Linked DNA regions of Homo sapiens: region 2 is linked to region 1. Evidence: chromatin loops called from intact Hi-C (ENCODE). Cell type or tissue: prostate gland. All regions are shown on one strand. Each heading gives the region's core, and the rest is flanking DNA. Links, peaks and the distances in the headings are about the cores only.

Region 1 (8,336 bases), core at 292-8,291:
TCAGGAACAGAAAGCAAGCATTCTGGGAGTGGCTATTAAGGATACTAGTGAGATAAGCCACTCCCACTTTCATCCTTGCTTTCTGGACCCATATGTTCTGGCTAAGGAAGAAATTGGACCATGTATTCGTCACTGATTCAAAGCACATGAGGCATCTCGAAAGACAGAACCTTGACCTTCAGAGTATTCTCCCAAATTGTGCTGTAATTGAGGCTTCCATAGGCCATTCCACTTTTTATAAGGCCAGCTGCTTCAGGGTGATGGGCATGTGATGAAATCAGTGAATTCCATGGACATGAGCCCCTTGTCACAATTTTTGTGTGTGTGTATGTGGAATGAATTCTTTGGTCAGAAGCAATACTTTGTGGAATTCTATGCATGCGAATAAGGCATTATGCAAATTTAAAAATGAAAGCTTTGTTAAGCATGGGTTTTTGTGATGGCCAATACATATCTCAGCAGAGAATAATGTATTTGATAACAATGTGCTAAAAATAAAGCTACATCTGCCCTCTGTCCTGCCCATCCTCCCTTACAGACTTTCTTTGTTTCAAGGTAGGGCTTCTGTTTATTTGAGGACAGATATTTATGGGCCAAGGGCCTTATGGAAGGCAAGTCAGCTTTTCATAATGCCTACATTTCAACATAAGCCTGTTAAGAAGAAAAGGTAAAATAAGAATGAGGATGAGGTCATATATGCATTTTGAGGCAAATGTTTTTCTGAAGTTGAGTTGGCCTCAACATCAGTATTTATTTTCCTGAGCATCATGATTTCATGAAAAATGATTATCTCACACCACGTACATTCAATTATAATTTATATTTATGCTTACTTTAGGGGAGAAGTATGTAAGTGCATTGCTTTCATTCCAAAGGACCAAGAGCCTAAGCAGTTTCCCCTCTATTTGCTGGACATTGTGGTAGCAGTACTGTTCAAGTTTAATGTCAGAGTTCAAGGTGGAACCACCTTTGATGTGTGGTGCCAGTACTAAATCTAATCATGAGTCTGCCTAGTATTTTTATAAGCATTTAAAAACTCAAAACTCACCTCAACACTGAACATTTTAGGACTAAAATTATCCAAGCCAATTCATAAAGGAGGGTATATTTAGAAGACATACCCTCAAAGCAGTATTCCAACTCTAAATGCTTGGTTTCCTACCTTCCTCCCTCCACTTTGGTTTGCTTGAATTTTTCATATTTCAATAGCTTGCTTTGTGGTCAAATTCCCATCACCCTTATAACTATGGAAAGAAGAAAGTTGAACTGTTCTTTAAATATACATATTCATGATTTTTTTCAATAAACAGTTAACAATCATCTACTTTATATCAAAAATTGGGCTAGGCGCTGAGCATACCCGCTGTTACAGGTGCTTCTTTAGTTCAGGCCATCTTAGTGGCCTGGTAGAATCACAGTAACTGGAAAAAGAAGTAACTCTGCTTATGAGAGTCCCAGTCTTATCCTGATTCCTCTTCCTGGTTTGGGGTGTTTGGTGGAGTACGTCACTGGGCCTGTGAACAGTAGTCTTCCTCTGCCTCTCCTCACTGTGGTTACATACCTTGCATGGCTAAGAATTCATCTTTTGTGACCTTGCTCCTGGGGAATATCTAAGCTATGTACTGGTAAGTAAGCGCTGACAGAGTCGAAACAAGGCATCTTGAGTCTGTTGTCAGATTCAAAGGGCAAGGGCGATGCCAGAAATAGGAAACCACACTAATGAGGTCAGGAGCTGTGTGAAGTAAAGAGCAAGAGTCTAAGAATTTGAAGAGGGCTTGGAGGCAGGGCTGCCACTCATGATTCCTCAGACTGTGCACTTCCAGCTCCGGGGTGCTCTGTTCACATAATCAGAGTGCGATCAGCACTGCTTAGAGGTGTGTGCTATGGACTGAATGTGTACCTCCCAAATTCGTGTGTTGGAATCCTAACCACCAATGTGAAGGTAATGGGAGGTGGGGCCTTTGGGAGGTGATTAGGTCAAGGAGGGGATTCCTTATGAATGGGATTAGTGCCCTTATCAAAGAGACCCCAGAGAGCTGCTTTGGCTCTTCTGCAATGTGAGGATACAACAAGAAGATGGTAGTCTGCAACCTGGAAGAGGGCCTTCACCAGAATCCGATCTTGCTGTCACCCTTATCTCAGATTTTCAGCCCCCAGAACTGTAAGAAATAAATTTCTGTTATTTATCAGCCACCCAGTCTATGGTACTTTGTTATAGCAGCCTGACTGGTTGCTATACTAGATAATGCATAAAACAAGGAGTACTTCTTGTGGTACTTTATTATAGCAGCCTAACTGAGACATTGTGCAGTCCCCAACCTGCACAACTATACAAGTCTTGCTCTGAGGCCTCTTGCTTTTGCCCTTACACACTGGTGCCATGGTACATAGAGGGTGTGACTGGTAGGCCAGAATGAGGCAGGCACACCACCTTTTTCCTCATCTCTCCATTGTCTTCTCCATCAGAATCTGTCATGTCTTCCCACGCTGATCATGTTATCTCCTCTCAGAACTATCTCTGTGCTGGAACTACAAGAAGTACTCCTTGTTCCCTTTGTTTTATACATAATCTAGTATAACCACATTGCAGTTGCCTCAGACTTTTAAAACAGTTGTTTCTTCCAGAAAGAAGGCAGTCTGATGGTTTCTTTCATTGCGGAGTGTCAATTGTACTCAGTGACCGCCCAGCCCATACCTCACTCCAGCTTGGCCCTGAAGAATTTTTCTTCCCTCCATGAGTGTTCCTTTTATCTGCTACACCACCGGAAATATTCAGATTAACTTCTGTTCTTAGGGTCTTCAGAATTTTCCCTGCAGTATCAGTACTCAACTTCTAGTTAGGTATCTTTCCCATGAGGTTACTTGACTCTTCATGCATGACCCTTTTTTCGGATTCTATAGTAGTCATGTGGCCTGCCTACAATTATTTCATCCTTCCAGGCATGTGGTAGGATTGGTCTTCACACTATTTTGGAGTTCCATGTGGCATGTCACTTGTTTTGTCAATGAAATGTGAACAGATATAACACTTCTGGGCAGAGGCTTTGGAAGCTGGTGTAAGATTTGTCATGCCCTTTCCCCTAAGGAGATGACCGAGAAGGCACATATCATGACAGATCCTATGTTATCTGGGTCCAGGAATGACAACGATGAGAACAGCCTGTCTGCCAAGCCATGTTGAACATGTAACATGAGCAATAAATACAAGCGGGTTGTGTTAAGAAACTATAATTCTGTTTTGTTGTTGTTGTTGTTGTTGCAGCATATCCTTACCTGTCCTGCTGAGGCAAGATCCCCAAATGTCTGGAACTGCAAGCCTACACACAACTCAGGCCTTTCTGGTCCAGTCTCTACTAAATCAAGAAAGTAGTCCAGAAAACAGTTGAAGTTAAGGCGGCGGTAGTTATCATCTCCTAAAATCAATGCTGAAATTCACCATCCTGATTTCCACATCCTGAAAGACACCAACAGGCAGACTTTAGATGCCATGATTCCCACAGGGATGTAACTGCATCAAGGGAGAAAATAAGGTGAGTAGGATATGGAATTGCAGAGCTGACTTTTTAAAAAACAAGCCTGGTGCAGTGGCTCACGCCTGTAATCCTAGCACTTTGGGAGGCCGAGGTGGATGGATCACCTGAGGTCAGGACTTAGAGACCAGCCTGGTCAACATGGTGAAACCCCGTCTCTACAAAAAATACAAAAATTAGCTGGGCATGGTGGCACGTACCTGTAGTCCCAGCTACTCGGGAGGCTGAGACAGGAGAATGACTTGAACCCAGGTGGCAGTGGTTGCAGTGAGCTGAGATCACACCTGGGCAACAGAGCAAGACTCCATCTCAAAAAACGAAACAAAACAAAACACCAGTCCACCCCATACCAAAGGGCTTTAGCAGAGCTAAAGTCAGAGCAGTGGGAATCTGGTTTACTCTATGGAATGACAGGAGCAAATACCTTTCTGGAGTACAGGGATTTAACAAAAGTGCCAAAACCAGAAAGAGCAACCACGCTCAGGGTTCCTTGCTTGTCACTAATTTCCATTGCTCTTAGCCTTTACTTTACACTGGTCTGACATGGAGAATTCAGGAATCTCAGCCAGTTACAGGATTCTGAGACTTATGACTATAACCAATGGGATCTGTTTGGTTAAAAGTGGTAAGTTGGTAAATTTGATTTTAGAGCCCTGTCTCCTCAGTTCTTAACCGTTGGAGACTCCCACTGTATCCACCTATCTCGAGTCTACTTCTGGACAGATTAGTTATCTTGAACTGTTGTTGGCTAAGTACTTTAACAAAACTATTTCAGCAACTCTTCACTGTGTAGCTCACATGAAAGGCACTAGGGATAAAGAGGTGGTAAGAAAAGTCACTGATTTATAGTCTAGTGCTAGGTTGGCAAATTATGGCCCATGGGCCAAATCCAGCCTGCTGCCAGGTTTTGTAAATAAAGTTTATTGGAGCACAGCCGTGCCCATTCATTTACATACTAGTTTTGACTGCTCTTGCACCAAAGGTAGAGGTAAGTAGCTGCAACAGAGATTGTACGTTCCACATACCTAAAATATCTACCATCTCGCCCTTTACAGAAAAACTTTGCTGACCCCTACCTAGTGGACTATTAACCTTTCCAGGAGAGTTTGCATTTTAGTAGCATTCTCTCTAAGACTAATGCTGTAACACTCAAGGGAATCCCACTAATGGAGGAAATTTAGGCAATAGGGAGATATCTTGAGGGAAGATATCCTGTCTGGCTGCTGTCAAATCATAGGCAGCTGCCTTATCTGCCAATTCATGAAAGTGGACTGCCTTTTCCAAATCTCTATCCAAAAAGGAAAGCATAGTGAAGGAGAGGCAGCTCTCTTCACTGTGGCTGGTTCCCTGGAGGAAAAGTTGGAGAGGCGGCTGACCTTCCTGCAGCTCATACCTTCTGGGTGGCTCTAGGGGGCAGGGGGTCATGGTTTGCCTTCAGGGTTGCCAACCTGGCACTCTGCCCAGGAGCCACTTTGACTTCTTTATTCCTCTGGCTCTTCTGATGACAACAGAGTGATTTTTTTTTTTTTTTGTAAACCCTAAAGAAATGCTTCACTGCCCCATCTTTCCAAAGGAACAGAGAAAGGGGACTGAGTGGGGAGTTTTGTAAGTTTCCATCAGTTATTTTTGCTAAGGGAAAATGTGAAAAGTCAAGAGTCAGAGACAGGGCAGGAAGCTATCATGTGTCAGGGAGCCTTTTTGCTGAGCTATGTCCACTCCCTGTGTGAAACAATGGCTGCCCTCCCACTGAAATGCCCGGCTACTCTCAGTGGGAAGAACCCCTCCCTCAGTAATGGGGACAAGCAAGGTTTTTTGTTTTTGTTTTTGTTCTGTTTTTTTTTTTTTTTTTTTTTTGCCATAAGGACTATGATTCTCTTCCAATAAACTCAAGGACTTTACCCTTAATCCTCAGATGGAGGCTGAGCTGAAATCTCCATCCCTGGAATGTGGATCACTCAAGCCACACTGCACAGACAGCCAGCTAGCTCAGCGCCAAGGTGATGCCTTCCTTTCAAGACCATGAGTGGCACCTCGGGCCTGAGGCTCGCCTGTTGACCTACCTGCTGAGAGCTCTCAGGGGGAAGCTTCCACAGCCTGTGATGCTAGCCTCAGTGGAGAGGAGAGGAAAATCATACGGGGCCTCAGAGCCCCTCTTCCTCCTCTGGTGTTGTCATGGAAACACATTCAATTCATCTCTGCAAATATGGGTGCGGTGTCTGGGGAGCAAGGTGGTATCCTGATAGGAGCTAGGAGAGGCACAAAGATGTCTATGTCATGGTTGCCATTGCCTTCAGAACCATACAGGACAAAGAGTTAAAAAAAAAAACAAAAAACAAAACCAAAAAAAAAAAAAACCAACAACCAAAAAAAAAAAAAAAAAAAAACCAATTCCAAAGCAAGATGCATAGAATAAAGTCTATAAAAGGAATTAAATCCTAGACTTTGGAGAAAGACAAACATAGGTTGAAATCTGAACTCTACCACTTACCAGCTATATGACTTTGGTTATATTATTAATTCATCCAATGAATGCCTGCTATGTACCAGATAGTTCTCTAAATGCCAAAGATTCAGAATGACCTGACTTAGAGAAAAAGACCTTTATTGACCTAATTGTACTTACACATTCTAACAGAGGAAGACAGACAATAAGCATGCAAACAAATAAATAAAAAGTATAATTTCAGAGAGTGATAGTGCTCTCTGAAGAAAATAGAGTAATGGGGAAGAGTGAGTTGACATGGTGGCGGTTTAAGAATGGATGGTCAAGGAAGGCTTCTTGGAAGAGGTGACAACCAAGTTTAGACCTAAGGAAGGAGGCAGCCAGGCAACAATCGGAAGAGGATTCCTGAAAGAGGGAAGTATTGGCGCAAAGATCTGCTTACATAAGTCTCTAAACTTCAGCTTCTTTGCCTATAAAATATGAATAATTTATTTAATAGGAGTATTGTAAAGGTTCAATGATACAATGTACATCAAGATCAAGTATTTATCTCAAAGCATAGCATAAAGCAAGTGCTGTTTAATATGACTAAGTAAAATATATTAAACACAGAGGAGCAGTTTGTTCTGATGAGTGTGAGAGGATTGCTGAGTGGTGAAGGGCTAGTTTGTGACCTAAGCCTTGCAGAATGGGTAGGTTTGGGTAAGCAGATAATAGGTTTGATTTCTCTGCTCTTTGTTCCTATATCACTCAGGAGTTTCTCTTTCTGAAGCCTGACCGTACTTCATTAGAATAACGTAAGTATTTTTCTCTTCTCTAATCTGTTACATAAATTATATAAAGGGAGAGGTTGCCTTTTTTTTCTTCATTCTGCTCCAGTACTTAAATAAGATAATGCAGCAAAGCATTTAGAATTGTAACTTGTGCATGAATGAATGGTAGGAGGGCATTTGAGGTAGTAAGTACAGCATGAAGTTGAGTCTGTTTAGCTGGCAATGGACCAGCAACGCAAGAAGTTAGGACCCATGGAGGGAAAAGCAGGAAATAAAATGGACTAGTCAATTGGAGCGAAGTCATAAAAGATCTTGAAACTTTATTATCTCAGTGAACACTGACATAATGATGTATGGGATGACCATTTCTGCTGTTCTTCAAATGCGCATGTTGGGAGCTGCAAGGAAACTACGATCTCTTGTCTACCTGTGGGAGTGAGCCCACGTTGTCCTGTGGACACCATCCACCATTGTCCCAGAGCCCGAAGAGAGTTACTTCACTGCAGATGGCCTTAGGGAATATTTTGCTAATATCCGTTTGTACACAGGCACACCTCATTTTGTTTCACTTTGCTTTGTGGCACATCTCAGATACTGTGTTTTTTATGAAATGAAGATTTATGGAAACCCTGTGTTAAGCGAGTCTATTGGCATCACCTTTTTTCCAACAAAATACACTTACTTTGTGACTCTGTATCACATTTTGGTAATTCTCCAAATATTTCAAACTTTTTCATTATTATTATATCTGTGATGGAGTACTATTGAAATCATTTTGGGGTGCCACAAACCACACCTATGGAAGATGCCAAACTTAATCAATTAATGTTGTGTATATTCTGAGTGCATCCCTGATAGGCCTGTCTCCTGGGGCTTCCTCATTCCTTTTCTACAGCAATATTGAAATTAGGCCAATTAATAACCCTACAATGGCCTTCAAGTAAAAGGAAGAATCTCACGTCTCTCACTTTAAATCAAAAGCTAGAAATTTTAGTGAGAAAAGCATGATGAAAGCTGAGATAGGCCAAAAGCGAAGTCTCTTGCACCAAACAGTTAATCGAGCTGTGAATGCAAAGGAAAAGTTCTTGAAGGAAATTCAAAGTGCTCCTCCAGTGAACGCATGAATCGTAAGCAAGTGAAACAGCCTTATTGCTGATATGGGAAAAGTTTTAGTGATCCATATAAAAGATCAAACCAGCCACAGTAGTCCCATAAGCCAAAGCCCAATCCAGAGAAAGGCCCTAAGTCTCTTCAATTCTATGAAGGCTGAGAGATGTGAGAAAGCTGGAGAAGAAAAGTTTGAAGCTGGAAGAGGTTGGTTCATGAGGCTTAAGGAAAGAAGCTGTCTCTATAACATAAAAGTGCAAGATGAAGCAGCAAGTGTGGCTGTAGAAGCTGCATCAGGTTATCCAGAAGATTTAGCCAAGATCATTGATGAAGGTGGCTACACTAAACAACAGATTTTCAATGTAGATAAAACAGCCTTTTTTGGAAGAAGATTTCATCTAAGACTTTTATAGCTAGAGAGGAGAAGTCAATGCCTGGCTTCAAAGCTTCAAAGGTCAGGCTGACTCTCTTGTAAGGAGCTAA
Region 2 (8,336 bases), core at 58-8,057, 100 kb after region 1:
AATCTGATAGCGACTGAGATTAGGTGATATCAGTCAAGAGTGGACTCAGCTGCAAGTAGCAAGGAACTCGAGAAGATTGGCATAAGGAAGGAAGAGGGTTATTTTTCTCCTATTAAGAAAAGCAGAGGTACTTAAGTCCAGGGCTGATACATCTAATCATAGTGTCTTCAACTATGCAGAGTCCTTCCACCTTCTGAGCTACCATTCTTTGTGGCTTTTATCTTCATGATTGCAAGGTGACTGCTGTACCATGAGGCTTTGCATCTATATTCCAGACAGGAAGAACGGGAGAGAGGGAAGGGCAAATCAGTGAAGAAATGTGCCAGCCAAATTAGAGTTATTTTAGTAAGGAAGGAATAAGAGAAAACAGCTTTAGGGTTGGGATCTAGCAGTGTCTGCCACAGAGCACTTACATCCTAACGAGCCAAGGAAGAGACATGTTTGAATCCCTTTCCTTTGGGCATTTTCTCAAATCGTGAGAAAAGGCTTACTCCTCCCCGGAACCTGGAAATATCTACTATAGAACAATGTCACTCAGGATTCTCTGGAGAAACAGAACCAGTAGGATACCATTATCTATCTATCTATATCTATCTATCTATCTATCTATCTATCTATCTATCTATCATCTATCTATCGATATTTTTATTTTAAATCAGCTGACATAATTGTGGGGACTGGCAAGTCTGAAATCCGTAGGGTGAGCTGGTAGTCCAGAAATTCAGGTAAGAGTCAATGTTGCAGTCTTGAGTCCAAAATCTGCAGGGCAGGGCAGCAGTCAAAAAACTCAGGCAGCGTTTCTCTTTTGAAGTTGGGAGGCAGAATTGCCTTTTCTTCAGCAACTCAGTTCTCTCTCTCTCTCTCTCTCTCTCTCTGTGTGTGTGTGTGTGTGTGTGTGTGCATGCGCGTACTTGCTCGCTCTTAAGGCTTTCAGCTGATTGGATGATGCCTACTCAATAATGGAGGGTAATCTGCTTTACTCAAAGCCTACTGATTATAAATGTTAATCACATCTAAAATTAATCTTCATGGAAACATCCAGATTTATGTTTGACCAAACAACTGGGCATCATAGCCTAGCCAAGTTGACACATAAAATTCTCTGTCAAACCCTCAAGATCTAGTCCAAAACCATAGCCCAGGGAATGCAAAGCCCTTTCCAAAGTAGCTGCACTTCCCAGGAGCTTATGTTTTCAGGGCCACCTCAGGTGCTACAACACATTCTGCTTTGCAGCTTCCATTCTATACCCCAGTTCAAGTCTGCCCTAAAATTCAAACCTGTCCTCAATATCCTATGACAGAAACATGACTTGCACACAGCATTTATGAATTTTAAAGACTTCCCTGACTGTTGAGTTGGGAGACATCCCTCCACCATATTCCATATCCCTTTCCCCTCCCTTCTTAGCAACTCCCTTTTCCACTGAAATCCCCACCAAAACCCCAAATTCTTTCTCTCCAACTACGCAAAATGATTTCCCTTCTTCTGATGTTTAAAACCTTGAATTCTCAGGTATTTGGAATCTACCTTGAGTTCTTATCAACATATTATTTTTCACACAAAGACATGTCTTTTCCTAATTGGAACTCTGGACTGATTGCTAAGATGACAGTATTTTTTACCTCTTTATACCTAGGAGTGTGAGACCAATAAAAAATGGCCCTTGAGAGAGTTCAGGCTTTTCAATCAAGAGAGGGTGATGAAGACATACAGAGGCAGAGATTTCAGAAAGGCATTATAACCCCAAACAGTGGCCCCATTTTTCTGCCAACAAGCTGAAGCTCCTAAGCACAGCACACATGGTTCTTGACTATTTCTCTACCTTCCCAGGCCATCTACCCTCCAACCTTATATTCCAGTCATGGTAGACTACTGGCAGTGCCATGCCTTTGCCCATGCTGCTGTTGCTTCTCTCTCTCTCTCTCTCTCTCTCTCCCCCAGTCATTCTGGTGAGCTCATCCTTCTGAGAAGCTTTTTCTGCCTCCTCCAGGGAGAATGCTCCCATAGATCCTTGTACAATAATTCTCCCCCAAGAGGACCAGGATCCTTAGCACTCTCTATTCCCTTGTGCCTGCCGTAGCATCAAGACCACAGTTCCATAAATACTTGTTGGATTGAATTCAGTTCAAATGAATTGGCACAAGACATAGTTCATCTTTGGAGATTTTCCACCCAAAGTCATTACAAAGCCAAATAGAATTTCACTTCTGGGTCTTGTATCTAAACTATTGTCACATTGCAAAGAAAACATTGTTTTCCACTTTTAAGAGAGGAAAGAAAAAGACCATTCACATAGATCACTGAGAATGTACAGAAAGATCTGCTATTCTCTTGAAGACCACAGCTAGAGAGACACTGACTTAAAAAAAAATCAAATTTTATTTGATGGAAGAGGACTTCCAAATGGGAATTGCTACTCCAAAAGAAAACTCTTGTCTTTATAACTGGTAAAACTTCTGTTTTACGATTATCATTAAGATAAAACCCCAAATAAAGAATGTCTAGGGTTTCTAAAAATTACTCAGACTCCAGTTTCAGAAACATTGAGATCATAGACTCAGGATGCAGGCTTCATGACAAGATGAAGGTGAGACCCTGAGGCAGAGGACCAGGTCCTTGTACGAAGATACCTTTGATCTTCATTTCACAGATTTACATTCAGTAAGGCCAAGGGCAAATCTGCACAAGAGAGTAAGCAAGCTGGCATGCACACGTCCTAGACACAAAAGTTGCCATGACTACCTGTGGTTGTGTCTGTGTGCAGGGCCCTACTCGCACGGGAGGCCGGTACACAATACCCTTGGCACAGGACTCCCAGCTATCTCCCTGTCCCCCAAAGAACCTTTTTACTGTTCCCTTTGGTCTTGCCATCGTGCCTGAGAAGAGAATGTAGAGGCCTGGAAGATTACAGCAGGCTGGCCCCTGGCCCCACAAGCTCAGCCCATTATCTGCCCAAGTGCTGCCCATTTGCCAACTCAGCAAACTGCTATCTCCTGGAGATTTACAAAAACATTTGAAAATTGAAAAGTATGCTTCCTATGTCAACAGGATGCCACGTGTCCGTCCTCTGAAACCTGCCGTCTACCAAAATGTGGCTTGTGGCACCACCTGCAGTGGAATCACTTTGGGAGCTGTTAAGAATGCAGATTCTTGCTCCCCCCAAAACTTTCTTGCTTCTGCATGTCTCAAGGAGTTTCATTAGCAAGGAGATGCTCTGCGGTTCTTCTGTCCCTCCTAAGCCCTTTCTTTTTATCTGGGTTCACTCCATTAGCTCATGGTGTCCTATTAGCTTTCTCAGGCAGCCTGCAGGCCCTGACCTCAACCCGGGTCTGGCCGCGGGATTGTCCCCCAGGGCCAAGGCAATAGATTATTTCTGTGTGTGCACACCATTCACCCTGGACATTCAGAGATGGGTTTTGGCTGATGAGCTCTGTGATCCTAATCTTACTGGAAGACAGCCTGCTGAGCAAAGACTGGCTGCAATCCCCACGGCTGCCAGTGCTCTTTTACTCTCCAATAATTTTTGGACTCCAAGGGGCCCTTGGGTTTACACTAAACACAGAAAGTAAAGTCCAAACATTTTCTCCTTCACCAGTTCCTTCTCCACCCACAGCTGCACCCGGAAGCCTCATAAGAGGAGCTGGGCTCTGTGAATCAATGCTGGAGTAATTTCTCCACATTCGGCTCTCAGAATCCTCGCTACCATCGTCTGGCAGATTGCAGGTGCTTCTCTTGGGATTGGGAGCCTGCCAGCCCCCCGTGTATGTGGTGCTTTGGATTGCAGCTTTCCTCCAAGTCTCTCTTTTCACCAAATAATGCCTTTGACTTCCTGTTTCCCATGCCTATTAGCTGCAGACCAACCCCATCTCCCTTTTTCTCTTTCCTAGCCTTGAGAGGGGAGCTTAGGACAACCACCTTGGGGTTTTGGCTGGAAACTGCTTAAATAAGAAGGACTGAGACACAAAGGAGGGACTCTTTCTTTCTTTCTTTCTCTGTTCTTCTTTTCTTCTTCTTCTTCTTCTTTTTTTTTTTTTTTTGGAGACAGGAGTCTCGCTCTGTCACCCAGGCTGGAGTGCAGTGGTGCGATCTCAGCTCACTGCAAATTCTGTATCTCAGGTTCAAGTGATTCACATACCTCAGCCTCTTGAGTAGCTAGGATTACAAGCATGCACCACCATGCCAGGTTAATTTTTGTATTTTCAGTAGAGACAGGGTTTCGCCATGCTGCCCAAGCTGGTCTTGAACTCCCAGCCTAAAGTGGTCTGCCTGCCTTGACCTCCCAAAGTGCTGGGTTTACAGGTGGGAGCTACTGCACCCGGCCAAAGGTGGAATTTCTATTCTGGTTTTTGCTCATTGTATACCATTAAGAAAAAAGAACTGCCATCATGCAAATGAATAATGGTGATAGACCTCTAAGGAGAGAGTCAAAAGTAAGAGTCACAAACTAACTGATGTGAACTTATTACAAAGACACATGGGGACTCAGAGTAACACAAGAAGTCATGTCCTTGGCCTTACTGGCTATGAAGTCACACTGGTGACCCCTTATGAGGCAGGGTTCAAAGCAAGGTTCAGAGCAGGGGGGCTCCCTTGGGTCTAGGTCACAAATAGTGGCCTTCAGGACATAAAACTTTCCTTGGCCCCATATACGGTGGGGCGGTGATGGGTGCAGGAGGCTTGGTTTATTTGACATAGCTTGTGTGATAAACTACCCACAAATGAAAGTGGCCAGACAGTTGGGTTTATCTTTTGTGCTAACATGACAGAAAATCATGGGCTGGAATATTGCTATAATCCTGACCTTCACCTGCCCTTCACTCCACTTACAACTTTGGGCAGATTACTCTGACCCACCTGAAATAAGTGATGCCAGCCATTTAGTTATTGCAATGGGCGCTGGAGGGTTTGTGTGTATAATCCCCTCTATTCCAGCTCCCTAATTGTTGATTTAGTACTTCTGTTGATGCCCCTTGACCAAATGTTACCTGCACTGACCTCCCAGCAGGCAGTGGTTCTATTTATACGAAGCTTTAGTCTGGTATTCTCAAGATGCTACTTATCCTCCTGCCTTATCCCACTCTCAATGGGATAATTCTCTCAGAAGACAAATATCAGCTTCAAAAGCAACCACTGAAATGTTTACATATTGCTATTAGTTGTCCAGAAATTTCACCAAAAAGGTCTGAGAAGCCTAGAAAAAAGACCCTCACAAAGCACCCTATGCAGCTAACCTGCCCAGCAAAACTGTCCTTCAAATATAAGGGAGTGATAAAGATTTTCTGAGATAAGCAAAAGCTGAGGGACTTCATCATTACTAGACCAACCTTATAAAAATTGCTAAGGGAAGCTCTTCAAGTTAAACAAAAGGATGCTAAGCAATATGAAAGCATGCGAAAGCATAAAAGCCACTGATAAAATAAATATATAGGCAAATACAGAATACTGTAATATGGTAATGGCGCTATGTAAATCAGTTTTAATTCAGGGAGCAGAGATTTCCAACAGTACAAGGTCTTCTTTATATCTTTATAATGTCAAAAAACAAAACAAAACAAAATCTGGCAGACCACCACCACTCCTCACTCCCCTCCCAAATTATGCTAAAAATTGCTTTGAGGAGCTGCAGATTGAGAAAATGTGCAATGATAAAATGAACTCAGTACCTTTTTAAAATCGAATGTATATTTTATGGATCACAATTGCTGCATGCATTCTAAAAATAGCAATACACATCTGGGAAGGTGTATTCTTTAGCAGTTTACAGATACTGCAGCTATCACAGACCTCTTGCAGGAATTCTGGATTGGAACCAATGTCAGAAAATAGTTCCCTACAGCCCCTGCTCCGGGGATCTGTTTTTCTCCTACCAAGAAGGCAGGAGCACCTGGGCCAGGAAGAGTCCAAAGGATTCAATATGTTTTCAAATTTTCCCCAATCTGGGGGACTCCACAAAGATAAGCAAGGGATCAATTATTGTAGGACTAAGCTAGGGATTCTGACCTCTTCAGGAGTAAGAATGGGGTATCTGACCAAAGCTAGAGTTCTAGGCTGTGGAAAGCAACCCATTCTCAAGGGCCTCTCCCCATCCTCAGAGGCCCCTAGATTAACTCTATAGCTAGGCTGGGCCAAAGGCCTGTGAGCCCCTGCTTTTGTGTTAGTCATAGACCGTGCAAAGTTATGACTCCAACTTTGCTGCTTAGAGATGTGACCTAGGATGGCTGTGGTAGTCATTAATGGTAGATGGCAGTACACGCCATGGCCCTCTTGTGGTTGCTGGGGCCATGTGACTAATTCTGGCCAATGAATCTTGAGCAGATGAGATGACATCACTTCCAGGCCAGATCATTTAGTTGCTACTTTGAGACCCTACAGGGCTTTCTTTCCCTCTGGAAAAGGAAAGCATGGTATTGGAGATGGTGGCTGTTCCATCAGCCTGGATCTATGAGGGGCATGATGAGTGAAGCCTCTCTACTGAATAGTGATGAACAACGAGTATTTTGGGAAATCTGCCTTTGTCGGGTTCAGCCACCACAAATCTAGAGTTGCTTATTACTGTGTCATAACTTAACCTATGCTGACCAGATAGGCTAGGTTACTCTTCGCAGTGGTTCTATATTTTAGATTCTCCAATATAATTTAGTCAAAATGGCTATTTTTATTTTTTATACTAACCAGTTGCCCCCTCCAGCACTCTCCTCCTATTTCTATCAGTCCCCTCTGATTTGACTGGAATCAAGCTGGTTTACAGGACTGCCAGGGTACTTGGCTAGTGTCATCTATCTGGCCAGGCTTCTTTCAAAACAAAGCCTTTCTCACTGTTCCCTCACAGGCAATGAGCCATGCAGGCAAGGCAGAGGAGGGCGGGCCCTCCCAGAAGCTCAGAAAACACAAAACTCATGCCTTTATGCTTTATGGATGTCAATTCAGTTTTCTCCACAGGCACAACCTTTTTTTGTGCATGACTGTATATGACATTTTGAATGTTGGCCCATTTGAATTGTTTTAGTCCTGTACCCTGATCCTCTCTGGGGCTCTTGAATACACTTGGGCTTGTGTTTAGACAGTTGCGATGATGTATTCTCAAACCCAGTGTTTAGCTGCACACTTTAATGACAGGCAAGGAGTAATTGGGCAGTTTGGCACGTGTCATGTCCTAAATGTAGAGATGAAGGTTCTAATGGTAACAGAGGGAGAAATAGATTTGTCCTGAACTTGGCAGGAATGTCACTCTGCCAAGCTCTGCCAGCCTGATGCTTAGACACTTCCAGATCCAGGACCCTTCTGAAAAGTGCAAAAGCACCCTGAAATCACCAATGAAACAGGAAAGAAAAAAACCATCTCTGCTTTGCAACACCTTTAGCACACATAAGTGACTTCGGTGTGACTCTTTGGGGTGAAGGTTTTTTTAAAAGCATGACATTTAAACTCGGCCCAACATCATTGTTTCCCCATTGCCATTTCCCTTCCTGTGACAGACATCTCATTATTAAGCATCACATTATTAGCACAAACGCTTTTTGTAGAAGCATAAAGGCAAGGATGCTTATTAATCAGAAACCAAATTTTCTATTCAGGCACATAATCAGGGATCTTGGAAAATGTGAATAGCTTATTTGGTTGGAGGGACTGAGAGCAGCTTCCTCCCATGGTACTTGATCTGCCAGGATAATGATGTCCTAGGGAAGTGTACTGTGAGACCCAGTAGAAACTACTTGAAGCTCAGCAGTCCTGTGGATGTCACCAAGGAGAGTCTTACAGGAATGGATGAGCCCCTGCAAAGTGTGAAATAAAGAGTGCTAGGAGTGCTACTCTGCTTAAAAAAAAAAATCTCCCCATCAATTTGCCTGCATTTTCAATGTCAGAGATACCTTCTTTCTTCTCTTAAAGATTTCAGATGTTAGGAGAGGTAATATAGTTAGTGGCTAAGTTCATACGCTTTGTGGTCATGCTCTCTGCATTTGAATACTAGCTTTGCCACTGACTAGCAGTATGACTTGGGGTAAGTTACCCAACTTCTCTGGGCCTCAGCTTCCTCACCTATAGAATTGGATAATAATCATTCTGCCTCATATATTTATTATTGTTTTGCCTCATATATTTATTATTTATTATTAGGGTTATTGTGAAGATTAAATTGAGGTGATATATGAAACACACAGAACTGATCTGGTACCAAATTTCTAACTTGGGGTTGAAGTTCCACTAACAGCCAATAGTGGTGGTTAGGTAGTCAGGTTGAGAAGGAGCTATTTCCAGGCTTGGAAAGTTCTCCTTGGGAAGGATTTGTTCTGGAGTTTCCTGTTGCTGTATAGCCTTTTTAAGGTCTTGATCAGTC

Evidence for each region. Peaks named below come from ENCODE experiments on the same cell type or tissue, not always from the same donor. Only the 100,000 strongest peaks of a DNase experiment are listed, where the experiment ranks them.
Region 2: it touches region 1 in a loop (2.4-fold over the local background); 7 of 110 quality-filtered maps call a loop at or near these places.

The regions. Positions count from the first base shown.
Region 1 is chr4:54,951,759-54,960,094 of GRCh38, reverse strand. No RefSeq gene overlaps it. Among named protein-coding and RNA genes, the nearest start is that of LINC02358, 110 kb to the right of the region's middle. In prostate gland, for the core only: no CTCF peak of the experiment used is centred there; a DNase peak (open chromatin) is centred at 4,454.
Region 2 is chr4:54,850,750-54,859,085 of GRCh38, reverse strand. LINC02358 (long intergenic non-protein coding RNA 2358) reads right to left here. Exons shown (of 2, transcript XR_001741510.1): 2 at 1-264. Among named protein-coding and RNA genes, the nearest start is that of LINC02358, 9.4 kb to the right of the region's middle. In prostate gland, for the core only: no CTCF peak of the experiment used is centred there; no DNase peak of the experiment used is centred there.